Linked DNA regions of Homo sapiens: region 1 is linked to region 2. A link is a contact called in ENCODE Hi-C or POLR2A ChIA-PET data. All regions are on one chromosome and are shown on one strand. The core of a region is the stretch at or near the end of the contact, and the rest is flanking DNA. Distances in the headings are between cores, read along the strand shown. Region 1 overlaps MBNL1 (muscleblind like splicing regulator 1). Region 2 holds the start of LINC02917 (long intergenic non-protein coding RNA 2917).

What was found. A loop is a pair of places that touch in the nucleus more often than their neighbours do. ChIA-PET counts read pairs that join two places held with the same protein, here RNA polymerase II (POLR2A). Pooled maps may share reads with other maps.
Region 1: a loop to region 2 is called in a pooled map, with 2.0 times the contacts of the local background. The contact joins the enhancer-like site here to the promoter of LINC02917 in region 2. A Hi-C loop is called at or near these places in 1 of 168 maps with a recorded cell type or tissue (aorta), 7 of 37 single-sample maps with no recorded cell type and 7 of 50 pooled maps. POLR2A ChIA-PET finds 5 or more read pairs at or near these places in 7 of 52 experiments (A549, GM12878, PC-3 and 3 more).

Annotation. Positions count from the first base shown.
Region 1 is chr3:152,329,885-152,332,584 of GRCh38, forward strand. The region is part of intron 2 of MBNL1 (muscleblind like splicing regulator 1); the gene reads left to right. Among named protein-coding and RNA genes, the nearest start is that of MBNL1-AS1, 62 kb to the left of the region's middle. Within about 2 kb of position 1,372, at least 14 of the 41 ENCODE cell types and tissues checked have a DNase peak (open chromatin) inside an H3K27ac peak, as active enhancers do; they include GM12878 and PC-3, where a contact is called at or near this core.
Region 2 is chr3:152,204,041-152,206,851 of GRCh38, forward strand. LINC02917 (long intergenic non-protein coding RNA 2917) reads right to left here and starts at 1,387. Exons shown (of 3, transcript NR_186000.1): 1 at 1,333-1,387. LOC101928166 (a long non-coding RNA gene) reads right to left here and starts at 1,389. Exons shown (of 3, transcript NR_136178.1): 1 at 1,333-1,389.

The sequences.
Region 1 (2,700 bases), core at 122-2,621, 130 kb after region 2:
GTCAAAGGAGTACCAATCTCTAAATATTTTAAGGATTATTTCTATGAATTCTCTAAAAAATATAAATTGTAACTGTCTATATCATACAAAAATATTTAGCAATCCTTATAACAGAAAACAAGATAGTAAACATTGTGTGTATGTTCATGTGTGTGTATGTGTGTTTATTGGTAGTCTCATTAATCCCTAGTCTCTACTGACGTTATTAGGGACATTAGTGGAACAGATTTTGCTGAACACATTTTCAGCCACTCTGAGTGTTCTTAGGTATTTTATTTATTTAGAGACTGAATCTGTGTTGTCCTGCCTGGTCTCAAACTTCTGGGTTCAAGCGATCCTTCTGCCTTACTTTCCCAAGTATCTGGGACTACAGATGCACACCACTGCCCAGCTAAAATGTACTTTAAATAAAGTAGATAATTCTGGGGTTATCTCAAACTCCTGGCTTCAAGTGATCCTCCTGTCTCAGCCTCCCAAAGTCCTGGGATTACTGGCTTGAGCCACTATGCTTGCCACCTCTGGGGTTATATTAGCATGACACCAGGACAAAAATCTGCCCATTTTTATATCAGGAAAAAAAATGCTACTTTCATTTAGGTGCAGAAAATGGCTTATGCCTATTGAAATAAAAAATTCAGTCTAATTTAGACACCTAAGATTATTATTTGCTATAACGACATGGAATACATCACTGTGTGTCACTGAATTCATGGAAATGCAGTACAGAATGCAATACAGTAATCCCCCCTTATCTGCAATTTCACTTTCTGCAGTTTCAGTTACCCATGGTACAACACGATAAGATATTTTGAGACAGAGAAACCAAGAGAGAGACCATATTCACATAACTTTTATTACAGTATAATTGTTCTGTTTTATTATAGTTATTGTTGTTAATCACTTACTGTGCCTAATTTATAAATTAAACTTTATTGTAGGTATGTATAGGAAAAATAATAGTATATTTAGGGGTTGTTACTGTCCATGGTTTCAGGCATCCTCTGGGGGTCTTGGAATGTATTCCCCATAGATAAGGATTATCTACTATATACAGTCAGGTAAGCCATTCCCATTGATTTTATTACAAATTGCAGTGCTTCCATGGCTTGCTTACACATAATTTGCTGAGGTAACTTTTGCAGAAAGTAACCATTTTACGTGAACACCAAATACTGATTAAAAAAATCTCTTTTTCTCCTTTTCCCTCTCTTTCTCTCCCTTCTCCCTCTCTCCTTCCCTGTCTTACTCCCTCGTTCCTGCTCTTCTTCTCTTTTCATACTCACACAGACACTCCTTCCCCTACACACACACACATACACACATACACACACACACCCTGCCCCTGGGCATAACTGAATAGGAAATGTTTATTTTCCAAACTACAGAAAAAAACCTTATCTCAAACACTGAAAGTCCTTCCTTTTCCTGGTTTGGAAACACTAAGTCATACTGAGTCACTTGTAGATTTTCTTTAGCCAGTTTTATTTAAAGCATAAAGTTGTGAGGACAAAATGACTCAGGAATTTGTAATGTACCATTAGAGCTTTTCACTTTTAGGATGCTAGTTCATATTCAGATGACTTAGTATTAAAGATTGATGGGTTGTTTACTTTCTAGAAGAATCTGAGGAGCTCACTGTAACTTCACTTATTTTGACCTAAGTATGGCCTAGAGTTTATGCTTATTAATTCATTTATTTCTCGGTAAAGCCATGTCCAAGGAATTAAATAAAAGGAAGCGGACCCAGTAAGGGTTGATGAATAAGAAGCTGTTACCTTACTCATTTACATGTATTACTTCAAATGTTATTGATTGATTGATTGATTGATTGAGATGGAGTTTTTGCTCTGTTGCCCAGACTGGAGTGCAGTGGCATGATCTCAGCAACCTCTGCCTCCTGAGTTCAAGCGATTCTTCAGTCTCAGCCTCCCAAGTAGCTGGGATTACAGCCTCCCCACTACCACACCCAGCTAATTTTTGTATTTTTAGTAGAGACAGGGTTTCATTATGTTGGCCAGGCTGGTCTTGAACTCTTGACCTCAAGTGATCCACCCGCCTCAGCCTCCCAAAGTGCTGGGATTACAGGTGTGAGCCACCGCTCCCGGCCTTGATACCTCTTTAAAAATGAAGTTTGTTAAAATGATCAGAAACTTTAATGCAGCTGATTGCATTGCCATTGACATCAGTGAGAAATAAAAACTATAGCTATAATGGTTAAGTTGAGCAGTTGGAATCTGTATGTCTGTATCTATCTATGTTTATTTAGATGACTGGATAAAAGAGTCATGATTCCTCCTAGTCTATCACGTGGTAATGCCAAGGTCAGAAAAATCATTTGTTATGATCTATCTTATGTAAAAGCCTGTGGAGTTACTTTGTTTTCCTCACTCATAAGATGTCAAAATGTGCTTTCTAGAATTTTTGAATAATTTTTGCTTAAATTCAGTGTTAAAGTTGGAGACTGAAACAAATTTAAATCTGTTGTTAGCCAAAGAGTAAATCAAGCTTATGTGGGTGCAATATATAACATGACTACCCAAGAAATTCTGCAAAAAAATGTAGTTGTCTAGCAATTAGGTACAGAGTTGTCATCTTCCTTCTATGATAACTTTTGATTATAAAAATAATTGAAGGTAAATAAACTGTAAATGACACACCACCTCAAGCTATGCCACATGGGCACCTAAATAAGTTCTTTTT
Region 2 (2,811 bases), core at 137-2,636:
ACCAAAAATTATTTCAAGAACAGACAGCTAATTACTTACATTTAGAAAATATATTGCATACAAAGATATGGAGCATTTTAAAACGTAGCTTTAGGTTGAAATGCAGTAGTCCATTTTTTACTCCCTAATAAGAACTAGGATTTTTGAAATGATATTTTCAAGTATAGTAATAATATCTTTGAAATAATTCACTTATTTTTCCAGTTGCTGGCTTCAAAAGATTTTTAAAAACTGTGTCATTTATTTCATAAATTCTGAATTCTTTAAAGCAAACATGAGTGTGTGAAAGTTAGTTAAAGCACACCTACAGTAAGAAATTACGTGATTCTTACAGTGAGTTATTGCTCTTTTTAAAAGTGATTCATTGACTATGGCTTGGGTAGCTTAACCCTTTGAAGTACACATATCTGCATATACAGATTACACATGTTTTGAAAAAATGAGTAAGTTTTGAATTACAGGTATGTATGTGGAATTGTGAGGTCAATACAGAAAGTTTGGATAAAATGCCACTTTGGCAGAACGCTAAAGATTAGTGTCAGCTGTGGGATCTTTTTGTTGATGTAATAATGCACATTTCAGTTCACCTTAAACAATGACTATCTTGACTACTGTATTATGTCATTATATACTGCATTTATGGCTCTTTCAGGAATAATTGTGAAAGCTTTATTGAATTATTTTTCATTTCTTTTCTAATTACAATTTTCAATTTATGTCATATCCAAGGGAACATAACAAGAAACTAAATCAATTTATTTCTCTGTGTTTCTTTTTTAATAAAAAGAAAACTAAGCTTTTCTGATTTTTTTCTGAAATTGCTTTTTTATGCTTTCTTAAAAACAAATTTATCTTTAAATTTAAATTCAAATATGAAACCCCTTGCCAAGATACATGTTTAGCTTTTTTTTTCCTTCAGAGAATTTTTTTCCTGGTAAGAATAATTTATATGGCTGAGGCTTTAGTCCCAAAACAGTTTTAAATTGAAAAAAAAGTGGCTTTTAAGAAACCGAAATGCCCATTTTTTGTCTTAAATGAGTCTACCAATGCCTCCTTTCTCCTTTCCTCCACTATCCTCCCTCACTCACACTTCAACAAGTATACCCCCACACTATTTTTCACACTGTTTCTTCCCTAGAGTAAGTCCTTTTCAGGCTACCTGGTGGTTTGTCCACAGCCTAGGCAATGCAAATATCACCCAAATGAGTCCCTGAGATACATGTTAATAGAAGCTATACAATGTAATGTTAAGAACCAGTTGGCTTCTCTGTCTCCAAATACTGATCTAATACATGTTTGCAGATTAGATTTACAATGGATGAATTTACATACAGTTCTGTGCTCTGTAGAGAAATGTAGTTGCTTTAGAGTCGGAACGGCAAAATGTGGCTCTTCTGAACCTAGAAGAGAAAATTCTGACCCCTCCTCCTTCCCCATTTTAATGGTTTGACTAACCACAGACAAACACCCTTAGCATATTTGGGGAAGTAAGTTGTTATTTTATCGGTTTGAGGACTTCTCTAAACTTATCTTTTATATGCTCTCCAGCCCTAGGCTGTGATGTTTTCTGGTTGTCTTTAAATATCTGAAGAGGCAAAAGCTCTTGCTCTCAGTTCTTATTAACTTCTCGTCACAACAGGAATAGTCTGTTAATCTAATTTGCCTATAAACTTATTTTTTTCTTTCCTTGGTTTTCTACCCATAACATTCCCCAACTTAATTTGCTGCTTGGAACTTCTATATTGAAGACCACCCATTTCCTTATCTATTACCTGCTCATTCTTCACTGTGTCTATGGATATATCTGATGCTCTCTATTCTTAAAAGGATGAGAAAATAAGAAATAGGAAGAAACTGAGGGGTTGTTTTAAAACTCAACCAATAAATTATTGACATTACACCTAGCTGATACAAATCTATACACTCGTGGGTTCAAGAAATTTCATTTTCTTTTACGATCACGATTTAAAAGTGTAATTCTAACTCTGAGACATCTTCCCATTGGGATGACAGGAAATTCAATCCCAGGCACTCTCGGTACTCCCCATCTTCTCTCCCTCCTCTTCCCCCAGGCCCAGAGTGTTAAGGAATAGAAGTCACAAATATGATGTGGAAACAGTAAAAGGTGGCACCTTTTCAAGATTGTGCCCCTCCTCTACATAGGCCCATCTGATTTCTGATCTTGCTTGGACAGATCTTCTGTATTTTCAACAGAAGGCATAAATGTGAATTTTTATGTGAATTCTCTCAAATTATAAATATTTATTTAAATGATGCCATTTAAAAATATATAGCTTTAAGCCAATTCAGCCCATTGGCCACCATTTTACAACTTCTATCTTGGACATGGTAAGTGCCATAAGGGCACTTGCCATCAGGCTGCTTCGGCCTTTCTGCCCTGCGTGAAGGCAAGGGTCGGCCTGGCTATCTGTCTGATAACTTTTCAGAGCCCAGGGGCTCAGGGGAGATGCTCACTTAGATAGCCTCTACCCTAACATTTGGTGATTATCATTTATTACAGAGTACTTTGTGCTTCAGGAGTTCTCTAGTTCTAAAGGTTATTTGCACAAGCAAAACAATAAAAAATTAATTACACCAAATAGTAGGCATTGCATGGTTCTTATCAGGTGAAACTAGAGGAAGTATTTGGCATGTTTCTTTATTCTTTGCAGAGATTCCATAATTCCAACACTATGAGGAATATATTGGTAAAAGGAGAGAAGCTGGTGTCTGGCCCCCTAATACATGATGTGCTTCAAAAGTCCAGGCATGAGCAAATAGAAGATGTGTGAATCTGGACATGGATAAGGG